Linked DNA regions of Homo sapiens: regions 2 and 3 are each linked to region 1. A link is an interaction called in ENCODE POLR2A ChIA-PET data of the cell type or tissue named here. Cell type or tissue: CD4-positive, alpha-beta T cell. All regions are shown on one strand.

Region 1 (5,000 bases):
TTTGTTAGTAATTTATTTTGGATTTTTGCATCCAAGTTCATAATTGTAACTGGACAAATAAAGGCAGATTTTAAAAGGACAAGTTGGGAGGCTAAGGCGGAAGGATCACTTGAGCCTGGGAGATTGAAGCTGCAGCTAGCTTCGATTGTTCCACTGTACTCCAGCCTGGTGACAGCAGGACCTGCCTCTAAAATAATAATACTTAAAAGGACGAGTTTACCTACAGTCTCACCAAGCAATGAAAGAGCTTATCTTCTTCCTGTTTCCTTTACGGATCTTGCTCATGTATTTTATCTTAGTTACTTTAGCATAAATGCTAAATCAAATTCTTTTTCACTAGACATCATAATAGCTCTAGGCATACCACATAATACCCAAGCACATTTTAATCATTAAAATTGTTTCCTTTTTTTGTGGCTACTGTAACCACTTCAGCGAACCATTTAGTGTGTAGTGGGTTTAAATTTTTTCTCCTTCCTGGGATAAATTTCCCAGGAGAGGGATAATTGGGTCAAAAGTTACGAACATATTTATGGGTTCTTTTCCACAAGAGATCGATCAGTTTGCAAGTGCCATCTGCACTGTGGGGGAACCAATCTTCAACTTGCCTGCATTTGGTATTAGTATTTCATTAACCTTTCATTGATCTAATTACGGCTCTTTGACACAATTTTCATCAGTGATGGACTAAGTGTGATCCGGCCTGACCCGCCTCCGGCCGGCGTGAGAAGGGGCATGTGTCGGGCTACCCTCGGGCTTCCCCTGCCGCCCATTGTGATCCAGCCCGCTAGGCGCTCCCTGCCGCCCATTGTGACGCCTGCCAGCCGCAGGCTGGGTCCCCGAGGCGGGCGGCATTTAGGCTCGGTCTCCACAGCCATGGCCGCGACGCAGGAGCTGCTGCTGCAGTTGCAGAAGGATAACCGAGATGGTCGCCAGCGGAAGCAGGAGCTAGAGAAGCTGATGCGCGGGCTCGAGGCCGAGAGCGAGAGCCTGCCTCAACCAGCGCCTGCAGGACCTGAGCGAGCGGGAGCGGAGGTGCGCGGGGAACGCCCCTCTACCTGGCGGGCGCGCGAGGGTCGGTCCCGCAGGCAGCGCCGCGAGGTGCTTCGCAGAGTACCAGGCTGATCCGCCCGGGCCCGCATCTCTGCTCTAGGCCCTTGGGAACGGGTGATCCACCCAGCGGACCCAGGTGGGGGACTCGGCCAGGACTTCCCAGTCCTCAATCATGAGCCTGCGGCTGGTCCTTCCTGGCGACTGCGGGATCCTGAGCGACCCAGTCCGCCTTGTAGCGCCAACCTCAGTTTCCCTCTGCAGGCTGCTGCGGAGGCGAAGCCAGGAAGCGCTGCTTCTGCAAGGGGAGGTGCGCGAGGCGGCGCGGGAGCGCGCGCAGCGGGTGCGCAGAAGACTGGAGGAGGCGGAGCGCCACAAGGAGGACTTGGTGAGGAAGAGTCCTGGAATGGGGCTGGACCCAGGGTGGGGTGGGGCAGGGCGGGCGGAAGGGGGCAGGATCCGGGGGTGGGGTGAGGTAGGACCGGCGGTGAGGCCGGCACCGCCCCAGGACCCTGTCCGCAGGAGCAGCACAGCAGGCAGCTGCAGGGCAGTGGGAGGAGCTGTCGAGTCAGGTACGTGCAGGAGATGGGAGGGCCTGTCTCTTGGTTCCTCTCGGAAGTCCTGCCCTTGCCCTCGCTCTCATTGCCTCCCCGTCCCTGTCTCCCCTGACACTCGTTCCTCCAGAAGCCCGGTAAACCCCGTCCTTACGAGCCCCGCCCCTAGCTCTTCTACTACGGAGGGGAACTGCAGAGCCAGAAGAGCACGGAGCAGCAACTCGCAGCCCAATTGGTGACGCTGCAGGTGCTTGAGCGGGACCCTGAGGTCTTTAGTAGGGGCGGAGCAGCAGCGTGAGCGGGGCCGTGACCACCTGGGGGTGTGGCTTAAGGCAGGCCCTGAAGGCGTGGGCGGGGCGGGGATGTGGGCGGGGCATAATCGCCTGGGGGCGGGGCCCTGAGGGCTAGATACGGGCGGAGCGCGGAGGGGGCGGGGCCATGACCAGCTGGGGCGTTGCTTACGACTGGTCCTGAGGACGTGGGCGGGGTCATGATCGCCTGGGGGCGGGCACTGAGGGCCGGGGGCGGGGCCCGGAGGCGCAGCGGGTTGCCGGCCTGCGGACCTCCTGACATTCCCTGGGTCCTTCTCAAGAATGAACTGGAGCTGGCGGAGACCAAATGCGCCTTGCAGGAGGAGAAGCTGCAGCAGGTGAGGGCAGAAGCGGGTTCTGTTGGAGGAGGGTAGGCTTTCGAGTGTGGATGGGGAAGGGCCTGTCGCCCCGCCCCCGCCGAGTCTAACCCGGGTGTCCACACCCAGGACGCGCTGCAGACAGCGGAGGCCTGGGCCATATTCCAGGAGCAGACCGTAGTCCTGCAGGTGCGGCCCCACTCAGACGCCAAGGTGCCTCCCGCCTCTCCTCCCCCAGACCTGGGGCGGTAAGTCTCCCAACCCACCGCCAGGACGCCTCCCCGAGGCCTCAGTCCGCACTCTCACCCGCTCCAGGAGGTGCAGGTGAAGGTGATGGAGGCTGCGGAGGAGCTGGACGCCTGGCAGAGTGGCCGGGAACTGTAAGGGAGTTGGGCTTGCGGGCGCGGCGGGGCACTGTGGGGCCGGGCCGGGCTGGGCTCCCACCTGCATGCCTGTCCCCGCAGGTGTGACGGGCAGCTTCGCAGAGTGCAGTACAGCACCGAGTCGCTCATGGAGGAGATGGCCAGGGCGGACCGAGTGAGCGCCTGCGCGGGTCCGGGCGGGGTGGGCTGGAGCGGGACACCCCTCCCCATCCCCCCCGCGGTACCGCCTCCCCCTCCTCCTGGAAACCGGGCCGGCGCCGCGGGCGCGGAGGTAGCTGGATGCGGCCCTCTCTCCCCGCAGGAGACGCGGCTGTTCGGCGGTCCTCGCGCGCTGGCCATCAGGTGAGCAGGGCGGTGGGCGCGGCCGCGGTCCCCCACGTGCCCGCCCGAGCCGCCGCCCACCTGCCCGCCTTTCGCCCTGCAGGCGCTGCTGACGCTGCCGCTCCTCTTCCTGGGGCTGTCGCTGCTCTGGACGGTGCTGTTGGACCCCGGCGCCGTCTCCGCGTGGCTCTGGAGCCTCACCTCGGAGACGACGCTGCGCCGCCTGCGCTACACGCTGTCCCCGCTGCTGGAGCTGCGCGCTAACGGGCTGCTGCCAACCTAAGTGCAGCGCCCCGCGCCTGGCTCCAGGTGGACTCCAGGGCACCGGCTTTATTTCTGGTGCACTCCTCTCCTGAGAGTGTAGACCAAGGTCGCCTAATAAACTCCTCAAGGGATGAAGCTCGTGGGTTCGTCGTCTGTCTCCCATGTCATGTAGGAGCTTGACTGGCTTTTCAGCCTCCAAAGATTCCTTCCTTTCTTACAGCTCATGGATTTAGATCCACTCCCCAGTATTGTAAACAGCATTTTTAGTTTTTCAGGATACATAATTTGCCATATTGCCAGAAACTTGTACATAGCATTTGACACTTTTTTCTTTGCCAATTTGACAAGCTGCTTTTTTCAAGTATTGTGATTTGAAATTATTTCTACTATATTTGAATTTATTTCTACCATTTGTAACATGTTGATCCTGATTTTTCAATGCTCCCCTTTCCTTCTGTTTGATTATTTGGGAAGTCACACTCTGTATTCTGGTATTCTTACTACTTGAGCTCAGCTCATTGCTGTCATCTTCCCCTAAACCGCCTTAAAGCATCTTAGGTCTTTTCCCTCTGATCACATGTGCTACTTTTTTTTTTTTTCTTTTCTTTTGAGATGGAGTCTTGCTCTGCGCCCAGGCTGGAGTGCAGTGGCATGATCTCGGCTCACTGCAAGCTCTGCCTCCCGGGTTCCAGCGATTCTCCTGCCTCAGCCTCCCAAGTAGCTGGGACTTCAGGCGCCTGCCATCATGCCCGTTTAATTTTTTGTATTTTTAGTAGAGACAGAGTTTCACTGTGTTAGCCAGGATGGTCTCGATCTCCTGACCTCGTGATCCGCCCACCTTGGCCTCCCCAAAGTGCTGGGATTACAGGCATGAGCCACCGTGCCTGGCCAACATTTTCTCCAGATATCTTACCGAGTCCTAATTTCCACTGCGGACAGAGAATACACTCTGCGTGATTTTAATTCTATCTCATTTACTGAGACTTGTTTTGTGGCCCAGCACAAAGCTTGTAATGAACATTGAGAAGAAAGTGTATTGTTGCTGTTGACAGAGTGATTTTTTTTTTGAGACGGAGTCTCGCTCTGTCGCCAGGCTGGAGTATAGTGGTGTGCAATCTCGGCTCACTCCAACCTCCACCTCCTGGGTTCAAGTGATTGTCCTGCCTCAGCCTCCCGAGTAGCTGGGACTACAGATGCATGCCACCATGCCCAGCTAATTTTTGTATTTTTAGCAGAGACAGGGTTTCACTGTGTTGGCCAGGATGGTCTTGATCTCTTGACATTGTGATCCGCCTGGCTTGGCCTCCCAAAGTGCTGGGATTACAGGTATGAGCCACCGTGTCAGGCCGACAGAGTGTGTTCTAAATACCCAGCAGGTCAAGGTGAGTGACAGGCTTGTTCAGGGCTCCTGTGTTTACTTTCTTGTTGGTAGCGCCGTCAATTGCTTATTGTGAAATGCCCCTTCATAAACACCCATACACATTTTGATTATGGATGGCCCGTCTTTTTTCCATCTGTTATTTTCATCTTAGATCTGTCTTCATATGTAAAGTGCTTTGGTTATAATCAGCACATAACTGGGTCTCACTTCTTCAATTCATGTTTATAATCCCTGACTTTTAAATTGGGCTGGTAAGTCTATTATGTTTCTCCTTTTCTGCCTTCTTTTGGATTAGTATCTTTTAAAACTCCTTTTAACTTATACGCTGACTCATATTTTTTATTAAGACAGTCTCACTCTGTCATTCAGTGTGGAGTGCAATGGTGTGATCTTGGCTCACTGCAACCTCCACCTCCCGG
Region 2 (5,000 bases), 380 kb before region 1:
CTGGATATCGCAGGACCACGGAGAATCCCACCGGCCCTTGCTGAGTCATTGCGGGCCGAGGTCCGGGCTCCGCGCCGGCGCGCCTGCGAGGTGGACTGTCCCGGTCACCGGCCTCCCCAGAGGCAGGGGTCTCGGGCCAGAGCCCACAGGACCTGGGTCTAAGGCACCATCCGCGGCCGAGCAGTGGCGCTGGGGTCTGTCTGCGTCCTCCCCGCCCCCGGGGTGAGACAGACAGGACCGCCCTAGAGCCTCTGGGTCAGGACAGTCGGAGCCAGAGTCCCCATCTGGGCCTCCGTGGCCCCCAGCCCGTGAGCCCAGACTGCGCTCTCCCCGCTCCACAGGCCAGCTGCTGGGCCGGGGCTGGGGGGCTTCTGGTGGCTGGGGCTGAACCGTCTAGGAACAGGCTTTAATAGGAGGGGCTCGGGTGGAGGAATGGCTCCTGCAAAGGCCCTGCCAGAGTCAGGTCAGGTGGGTGGGCGAGAGGACCAGTGTGGCCAGGCTGCGGAAGCCAGCACAGGAGACAAGGGCGGGTGCTGTGCATTACAGAGGCTGCTGGGGGCTTGTCCATAGAGCAGCAGGGGGCACGGAAGGGCTTGGGGACGCAGACACGATCAGACTTGCATTTCATCAGGCACTCTTTAGCTGCCTGCTGGGTGGCTGGGCTGTGTGAGATGACCCTGCTTTGACCAGGTTAGGAATTATGACTGGTTTCCAGAGAGAACATTGGTTAGTAATTGGCTATGGGGAAGAGGGGGCGTTGAGCCAACCAACTGGGGTCCCCCTGAAGTGCCAGCAAAGTGTCTGGTTTTCTCCAGGATCTGTTTCCTCAGTCCCTGGCAGGATTGGCTCCCCTGCACGCCATGTCCTTGTGGTCCCTTCCAGACAGAAACCAGGCATGAATAAAGTGAATAATGACAAGCGCTCAGGCCACTGCCGTGGAGGGCGGTCCACAACCCAGAGCTGGTCATGCGCCGGGCACCCTGGCCTCCAGGTCCCTCAGAATGGCAGGAGCTGGAGGTGGGACTCGAGATTGTGGGAGCTGAGTCTGTAGTGAGTGACCAGGAGCCAGCTGGGGCTGGGCTTGGTCACTGTCACCTCCCCCGGAGGTGGTGAGTGGGATGATTAGCTGGGTGAAGACGCCTGCCTGTTTCACCAGTGTCCCTGCCCTCAGTCCCCCAGTCCATGAAGAGTGTCTGTGTGGAGACTGGGAGGATATAGGGCAGCCCCACGTGATGATATGTCTGTGGCCAGCTGGGCAACACTGTCGCCAGCTCCGGGGTCTGCCAGGTGGGGTGGGGGCTGTGAGCCACAGCAGGAGCAGGCCAGGCCTGGGTTTGGACACCTGCTCCTCTGCCTTGTCCGGGTGCTGATGCAGGAAGGCCCCTTCTCCAACCCTTGGTGCAACGTCTGACCTGAACCAGCTTCCCCAGCCCAGCAACACTGCTCCCCTAATGTGGATGTCAACCTAAAGAAACAAACTGAACCACAGTTCATATAGAGAGTTTGTCTGGGCCAAGGCTGAGAGAGCTGCCCAGGACACACCAAGTTGCCCTGGGAGTGCTTCATTCAGCCTTATTACAAGCAAGTTTTTAAAGACTGAAGGGGACAAGGAGTGGGCTGATATGAAGTCAGCAGGAATTCTGACTGCTTTCCAGAGAGAACCCTTAGTGACTGGCTATAAGGTGTTGGACTACTGGGTAAGAGTTATGGTGTCCAGCGTATGGCTTTTTATGCCTACTTGGTGTCAGTCTGGAACCCACAGAGCAATTGGCTTCAAGAGGTCGTTAGCTCAAGTAGGAGTGGGATGTGACTGCTGTTTCATTCCAGTGCCTCTCTGGGCCAGATAATTAAAGGGAGCTCACATTCCTCAGATAAAAAAGTTCCTTTCGCATTAGGAGAAATACGTAATGTAGATGATAGGTTCATGGGCACAGCAAACCACCATGGCACGTGTATACCTATGTAACAAACCTGCACGTTCTGCACATGTACCCCAGAACTTAAAAGAATATATATATGAATATATATATATACTTTATACATATATATATAAACTTCCATTGTGCGCGCGCGCACACACACACACACACACACACACACACAAAGTTCCTTTTCTTTTTCATGGACATGAGCAGTATGTCACTCAGGCATGGGGACTCCTGGGCCACCTCTGGGTCTTCAGGGAGGGCCTGGTCTGGAAGGAGGGGTCTCATCCTCCAGAGCCCCAGGGATGGGTGATATATGTGTAGGAATGGGGGAGCTGGTTCGCAGACGTGCGTTTCCCCTGTGTGTGTGGACACGATGGGCCCCATGGCTCTTCCCGTCGGGTGGTATCCACCGAAGGCCTTTGCTCTGCGGCCACTGTCCACCTCCACTTGGCCTCCCGAGTCCACCAGGCTGGCTGGTGACACCTTGGGTTAGTGTGGGGTGACTGGTGTGTGTTGGGGAGCTGCAGGTCCCCTGTCTCTGACACAGCTGTGTCTGGGCAAACACCAAGGTTTGAAGGAGTGGGTGCCTGTGTGTGTGTGTGTGTGTGTGTGTGTGTGTGTGCGCGCACGTGTGTCAAAAGGCTTTGCTGCATGCCTTTTGTGTGGCTCTTTGTCACATGTGCCTTTCTGTGTTTCTCTGTGAGTTTTCATGTGTCAGGTTGTATGTCTGTTGTGTGGGCGGAGAAACAGCTCTGCTGTGGGGCCCTGAGCCATTGCAGGATCCCCATAGGCCATGCAGAGGTGCACACAGCACCTGACCTAAGCCTGCTCCTCCCAGAACATCAGGCTGCACCCAGGCCACCGCTCACTCCGTCTGTCTCCCGAGACTGTTCCTCACTTCCTGCCTCACTGGCCCTGGTGAGGGTGAGGCTCCCTGCCCCCGGCCCTCAAAACAGAGCTGCAGATGAGGACGCCACCCAGCTGCAGTGTCAAGGGGCTCCTCCACAGTGGGTGTCCCGCAACGCATGCTCTCTGACCCCTTTTGTTTCAGTGTTGTCCTTTTTAGTGTGTGGCACCAGGACAGCAGGGAGCTGCCACCTCAGGCTTCTCTTATTTTCACTCTGTGAGTAATAAGGTCTGAATGAGAGGGGCTCATTGTGTCTTTACTGTCAAATCAGTCAGGCCTTGGCCTTGGCATGTCTTGCGTGTGCTTGACAAATGTATTGCTCATGGGGTCTGGTGGAGGCACAGCACCCTTTTAGAAGACAGGGTCTGTGCGGACCAGTTACGGGTGACATTTCCTAGGCACAGCTCTTGCCTAAGTGGTGTGGGATGGGAGGAGGGCGGGGCTTCCCACTGTCCCACCAGCAAAATGGGCTGTGTGGCCAGCTCCTCAGGACCCGAGAGCATTTGCTCCAGGTTGATAAAATGTTGCGGTGTTGGGTGGCAAGAGTAGGATTGAAACCAGCCACCCAGTTGGTGCTTTGTTACCATCAGAAGTGTTTGCTGAGTCAAAGCAAATGGCCACTCAAAACTGAGTGGGCTGAGTGTGGTGACTCACACCTGTAATCCCAGCACTTTGGGAGGCCAAGATGGGCAGATGGCTTGAGGCCAGGAGTTCAAGACCAGCCTGGGCAACAGGGTGAGAGCCTGTCTCTACAAAAAGTTTAAAAAATTCGCTGGCATAGTGGCATGTGCCTGAAGTCCCAGCTACTTGCCACTTGGGAGACTGAGGTGGGATCACTTGAGCCCAGGAGGTCCAGGCTGCAGTGAGCTGAGATCACACCACTGTACTGCAGCCTGGGCAACAGAACAAGAATCAAATAATAAATAAGTAAGTAAGTGAGTAAATCCATCCATCCACCCCAGAGTGAGTCAGCTGGGGCTGCTGCATTGCTCCTCCCTCACCCACAGGATTCCCTGGTTCCAGCCAGGAGACGATGGTCAACAGCCACTGCTGTAGTGGTGCCTAGTTAAAACTCTTTGGTTTCTGTCTCTGTAAAAAAAAGTGTCTAATTGCATTTGGGCAAAAAACTTGCAGTGAAGAGAGAAAAAGAGATGAAAGCAACCTGTGAGGGAGGCTCGGGTTGACGTGCGGCATGTGCTGTTTGAGTGTGATGAGTGTGTCGGTTTGCACTGTAGATGCTCAGGAAGTGAGGATATGTGGAGTGCTGACTGTATACATGATGCCTCCACTGGCTGGCTGAGTAGAGTTTCATGAAACAATGTTGGTGGACTCAGCCCTGAATCCCTCAGGCATTCAGAGAGCAACCTCTGTCTTTTTTTTTTTTTTTTTTTTTTTTGAGATGGAGGCTCGCTCTGTTGCCCAGGCTGGAGTGCAGTGGTGCAATCTCGGCTCGCTGCAACCTCTGCCTTCCGGGTTCAAATGTCCTGGCTTTAATTTCACAGATTCTTTCTTCTGTTTCTTCTGTTTGATCAAGTCTGCAATTGAAATTCTCTATTGCATTTTCATTTCATTCATTTATTTATTTTTATATATTTTTGAGACAGAGTCTGTGTCACCCAGGCTTGAATGCAGTGGTGCCATCTTGGCTCACTCCAACTTCCACCTCCCGGTTCAAGCGATTCTCCTGCCTCAGCCTCCCTAGTAGCTAGGATTACAGGCATATGCCACCATGCCTGGCTAATTTTTGTATTTTTAATACAGATGGGGTTTTGGCATGTTGGCCAGGCTGGTCTTGAACTCTTGACCTCAAGTGATCCGCCTGCCTCGGCCTCCCAAAGTGCTGGGATTACAGGAGTCCGCCACGGCACCCAGCTTGCATTTTCATTTTATTCATTGTATTCTTCAGTTCTAGAATTTCTGTTTGGTTCTTATTATTTCTGTATCTTTATTGAACTTTTAGTTTTGTTCATCTACTATTTTCTTGATATTATTGAGTTGATATATACATTCTAGTAAATTTCACTGAGCTGTCTTAAATCAATTATTTTGAATTGTCAGACAATTTGTAGATCTCTATTTTTGGGGGGTTGATTACAGGAGATTTATGAGTTTATTTTGGTAGTGTCATATTTGCTGATTCTTCATGATCTACAGACTTTCATTAA
Region 3 (5,000 bases), 150 kb before region 1:
GCCGGCCAACATGGCAAAACCGTGTCTCTCCAAAAAATACAAAAAATTGGCCAGGCGTGGTGGCTCACGCTTGTAATGTCAGCACTTTGGGAGGCTGAGGTGGGCGGATCAGAAGGTCAGGAGATCGAGACCATCCTGGCTAACACAGTGAAACCCCGTCTCCACTAAAAAATACAAAAAATTAGCCAGACGTGGTGGCAGGCGCCTGTAGTGCCAGCTACTTGGGAGGCTGAGGCAGGAGAATAGCTTGCACCACCCGGGAGGCGGAGCTTGCAGTGAACTGAGATTGCACCACTGCACTCCAGCTTGGGCCACAGAGTGAGACTCCATCTAAAAAATAAAAATAAATAAATAAATAAATTAGCTGGACATGGTACTGCATGCATGTAGTCCCAGCTGCTCAGGAGGCTGAGGTGGGGAGGCTCACTTGAGCCCAGGAAGTTGAAACTGCAGTGAGCGATGATCGCGTCACTGCACTCCAGCCAGGGCGACAGAGTGAGACCCCATCTCAAAAAATATATATATTTTTTAGAGAAATAAAATTCACTGAGTTGCCCCTGAGTTGCCCAGGCTGAACTCCTGGGTGTAAGCAATACTCCTACTTTATCCTTCCAAGTAGCTGGGATTACAAGACTGTGCCACTGTGCCTAGCTTTGATTTGTTTTTTTTGTTTTTTGTTTTTTGTTTTGAGACAGAGTTTTCACTCTTGTTGCCCAGGCTGGAGTGCAGTGGCGTGATCGCGGCTCACTGCAACCTCTGCCTCCTGGGTTCAAGCAATTCTCCTGCCTCAGCCTCCCAAGTAGCTGGGATTACCGGCATGCGCCACCAGGCCTGGCTAATTTTTTTTGTATTTTTAGTAGAGATGGAGTTTCACCATGTTGGCCAGGCTGGTCTTGAATTCCTGTCCTCAGGTGATCCTCCTGTCTTGGCCTCCCAAAGTGCTGGGATTACAGGTGTGAGCCAAGGTGCCCGACTTGATTTGGCTTTATCTTCTCAATAGTAAAAGATTTATGTGCTTCTGAAGTGAAAACCCATAACACTGTGGATTTAGAGAGGGCACATTTCCAGCCCAGTTCCTGATACTTGCTGGGTTGTCGATTTTCAATTTTGGTGTATCTTTCCAGTGTTTCTCATGGCAGATTTAAGCAAATATGTGTGTTTACGTTCCACAGGTCTTATATAAAAGGTGTATGTCATGCAGTGTATGTGGCACGGAGCACGTGTTTCTATCCTTTCTCCTTCCTTGTGTTCACTCCACAATATGTTGTGAGGCACTTGTGCAAGATTTCCACATGTCAAGCAAGTGTGGAAATTCTATGAAGCTTTTAACTTTTTGAGGTGGGGTCTCACTCTGTCGCCCAAGCTGGAGTGCAGTGGAGTGGTCACAGCTCATTGCAGCATTGATCTCCCAGGCTCAAGCCTCAGCCTCCCACTTTGAGGCCACTGGCGTGTGCTACCACACCAGGGTAATGTTTGTTTGTTTGTTTGTTTTGTAGAGATGGTGTCTTACTATGTTGCCCAGGCTGGTCTTAAACTCCTGGCCTCAAGGGACCCTCCTGCCTTGGCTTCCCAAAATGTTGGAATAATAGATGTGAGCCTCCACGATTGGCCTCTATGGAGTTTTTTAAGGTTTCTGTTTTCTTATCTGTAAACTGGATGTGTTAGTAGTACCTGCCTCTGGGTGGTTGGGAGAAATCAAGGCGATAATGCATGTGAATTGATGACTCCTGTGTCTGGCACTGTAAAGTGCCAAGTGCTAGCTGTTACTGTCATGATGTTCATTGTTTATGGTTTGTAATACTCAGCCTCAGGTACAGCTGGACACTTATATTTTGATAGCCAGCAGGGGAGCTGGAGCAGACCAAGTGAAGATAGGGAGTTTCCTGACTCTTTAGCCCTTTTTTCTGCAGCAGTTCTAGGGGAGTTGGTGTGCTTTGGAGCAGAAAGGGGCATAATAATCTGTCCATCTGGATGGGGGTGGGGGTGGATGGTGAGGAGTCAGGAGTGAAAGAGCCCAGCCAGGGGGATCAGAGGCGCAGTTTCAGATCCAGGGCTTTCTCCCCTGGAAAGGAGTTGTTGTGGTTGACCCATTGCGTTCAGCCCCTAGATGTTCCTAGATAAACCTGCCTTTGGGGGAATGTAGGAAGTATCATCGCCCACAAGAAAGCTCCTTGGCTGGCAGCATGACAGCTTCCTGTGCTTGTTTCTCACATCAGGCGTCCCCTCCCTCCCCGCTCCCCACTAAGCCTCCTCACGCTGGTCTGGTAGCAGAGCTGGAGCAGATGGCAGTGGCTGCGCCTACTGTGGGTCAGGAGTGGTGCTGGGCACTGCAGGATGATGATGCCTGCCCACTGCATTCCAGGTGCTGGGCTGGCAGTGGGTCTTGCTCAGCCCTGGTGTTATGCAGAAGGGCTTTGGTGACATGGTCCTGAGCCTTGTTTGAGTGTCTTATGTCTAAGTAAAAGTATCTTGTTGCTTTTGAAACCTACTTCCCCTTGTTTTACCTTTTATGGATGTGGAGAAAACAAATTCATTTAAAGTATCGCAGACCTAAAAAATGGTCCAGGGCCTTAGGAGCTGTGAGGTGTTGACCTGGCTGGCCCCCAGGCCCTTCTCCCCTCATACATGGCCACCTTGCTTCTGTTCCTGAGTGTCCTCAGGTTCCCACACCTCCATTGCCCCCATTCTCATACCACTGTCCTTCAGGGACAGGCTGCCTGTGGGCCCCCTTCACACGCACATCAGCTTTCCTATCAGTAATTGATGGGGATAGCCGGAAGCTGGGCGTGTTGACAGAACTGCCTTGGTGTCCCCTTGTTCTGGCCAGGCCTCGCTGCTTATCCCAGCTTTTCCTCTCCCCTGGGCCTTTCTTCTTCATGTTGTCCTGTGCTAATTCCCCGAGCTGAAAAAAAGAAGTGGGGTAGAGTTTGGAGATAGATGTGGGATGATAAAGATTTCAAAAGTGTCTTTGTATTTTTACACTCATCTGAGACCACTTTTCATCATCCTTCCCTCTGCCCTGCCATCTTATGAGTGTAGTGGATGGACTCTGAGTGTCACAGTGACTCAGGAGGAAGGTTGGGTGAGCAGGGCACGGAGCCGGGGCTTTGCCCCTTCCAGGCTGCCCTGCCAGAAGGATGGGCACTTCAGCAGAAGACAAGGATGCTTCTCTGAAATAAGACTTTACCTCAGACATCCGTGTATTGACCACAAGACCAACTCACAGTAGTGATTTCCCTGAAACACTTGGGAGTGAGTGTCCTTGGGGCCAAAGAGGACAATGGGTGGGAGGCAGCCCCTGCCAGACAATCTCAGAAACACAGCAGCTTGCATATAGCGGGCCTTGGCAGCCAGTGGCCTTCACCTCACCTGAGAGTGGGCTTCACCCTCTGCCTTGCCTGTGCGTAAATGGAGATGAACACAGATTCTCCCGGAAAGCGCAGCCAGGGGAGGGCCGCCCAGATTTTCAGCAGATACTGCGTCATCAGTGAAAAGGCAGCAACAGGCTGGGCTGAGAAATGAAAGCCCTTCTTTACAGATAGTGCAAAGACACAGCGGCCCACCCACGGCTGCCTCTGACAGGCCTTGTGCCCTCAGGCCAGCGCCTCATCACCCCCAACCTGCCTGTCCCCTTTGTGATGAAGAGAGGGCACTCAAGATGGCTCCCAGCTCTCTCAGCTGAGTGCCTTTCCATCAGGGGAGAGGAGTGGCCGTTGGAGGCTCTCTGTCCCCTTCTTGTTTCTTTGTGCCTGTTATTGGCCAGCCTAGCTGAGCACTGACGGCTCTCTTCCGAGAGGCGGATTCCAGAGGAGGCCGAGCAAGCGTCTGAATCTGCCTTGCAGGATGGGCTTCAGCTCGGTGCCAGCAGGCGAGGGGGCGGGAAGGGGGAGTCCGATGACTGCGCTTCTTCATCTGGTATTAAACTGCTTCCTGTTTTTACTTTTAGGACGAATACCTTTCTCTCGTGGCCAGGCTCATTATCCATTTTCGAGACATTCGTAAGTAAGATTTTGCATTTCTGGGTTGTTGAGATCTCTGTGAGAGGCCAGCCCTGACGCTGCCTCGGCAGAGCTTTCTGGGCAGGCCGTGGTGCCTGAGTCAGAAGGTCTGTGTCACCTCACTTGCTTCTGGGAAGTTCTTCACTGCCTTGCATTTGACTCCAGATCCCTCCATCCTCCCAGAGCCTTGGCCTCAAAAATGCTGATTCTAGCATCATGGAAATGCTGTCCTCAAAGTGGTCTAAACGGGTTGCTGCTTCACTTGCTCACTTAATCTCCCTTTTCATAGGGCTGTTGTTTTTACTTCTGGGAAGTTCTGTTTACCCTGGAACAGAAACTCTCTTCCCTAAAAGTTGATTTTATTGACCCATGGAGGCCAGAGACACTTAGGCATATTTTCCCTCCAGACTAGAAGCTTCTGAGGAGGACCTCCTGAGTCTGCACCCTGGCTCCCTGCTGTGCTGAGGGCCCCCGTGTTAACCTCACGTTGTGCCTCCTCTGATTCAGAGGGCCCAGTGTGGTTCTGTCAGCCAGGCAGTGGCCCCAGCTCTACAGAAATGAGTTGTCATTGCATCCTAGGGCCAGGGTCTTCGTGCTTGTGTGTGTTACGTGGAAGTATGTGGACACCAAGTGTTCCTGGATGGCCACAGCCTGCGAAGGAAACTGGGGCCAGCAGCTGCTCTGTGTTTTCAGCCAACAATGGCTCCTGCCCACTGCCGCTGCATAACCACCAGAGGCAGGCTTCTCTTGACACAGGCCTGTCGTTGGAGCATGTGCCTGGCGAGTCCTATTTCTATTCCCCTGTGGGTTAGGGACAGGCAGCTGTACCTTCAGTGTGTTGCTGGGTCAAAGGGAGACATTGAGCACTCCAGAGCCTGGTAGGTTTTGCTTCTTTCCACACTAACTTTTCACCAGAATGGCCAGCAAAGTGAACTTCACTGATCTCACTCTCTGTGGTGTTGGAAAGTCACTGGGATGTGTAAGAGGAGAAGGAGCAGCCCA

Evidence for each region. ChIA-PET counts read pairs that join two places held together with the same protein. Peaks named below come from ENCODE experiments on the same cell type or tissue, not always from the same donor. Only the 100,000 strongest peaks of a DNase experiment are listed, where the experiment ranks them.
Region 2: POLR2A ChIA-PET joins it to region 1 with 7 read pairs; 1 of 35 experiments calls an interaction of 5 or more read pairs at or near these places.
Region 3: POLR2A ChIA-PET joins it to region 1 with 7 read pairs; 5 of 35 experiments call an interaction of 5 or more read pairs at or near these places.

The regions. Positions count from the first base shown.
Region 1 is chr22:20,701,272-20,706,271 of GRCh38, forward strand. It overlaps the pseudogene TMEM191A. Among named protein-coding and RNA genes, the nearest start is that of SERPIND1, 70 kb to the right of the region's middle. RefSeq lists silencers at 1,448-1,517, 2,248-2,397 and enhancers at 1,748-1,857, 1,956-2,528. In CD4-positive, alpha-beta T cell, no CTCF peak of the experiment used is centred here; DNase peaks (open chromatin) are centred at 1,380, 1,660, 2,030, 2,710 and 3 weaker places; H3K4me3 peaks cover 2,439 bases; H3K27ac peaks cover 732 bases.
Region 2 is chr22:20,320,284-20,325,283 of GRCh38, forward strand. No RefSeq gene overlaps it. Among named protein-coding and RNA genes, the nearest start is that of DGCR6L, 2.7 kb to the left of the region's middle. RefSeq lists an enhancer at 63-850 and a silencer at 134-183. In CD4-positive, alpha-beta T cell, no CTCF peak of the experiment used is centred here; DNase peaks (open chromatin) are centred at 2,688 and 4,038; H3K4me3 peaks cover 875 bases; H3K27ac peaks cover 283 bases.
Region 3 is chr22:20,547,490-20,552,489 of GRCh38, forward strand. MED15 (mediator complex subunit 15) reads left to right here. Exons shown (of 18, transcript NM_001003891.3): 3 at 3,947-3,998. Among named protein-coding and RNA genes, the nearest start is that of MED15, 42 kb to the left of the region's middle. RefSeq lists enhancers at 1-4, 1,744-2,734, 3,817-3,906. In CD4-positive, alpha-beta T cell, CTCF peaks have their summits at 4,770 and 4,984; DNase peaks (open chromatin) are centred at 2,202, 3,472, 3,962 and 4,722; H3K4me3 peaks cover 3,163 bases; H3K27ac peaks cover 3,673 bases.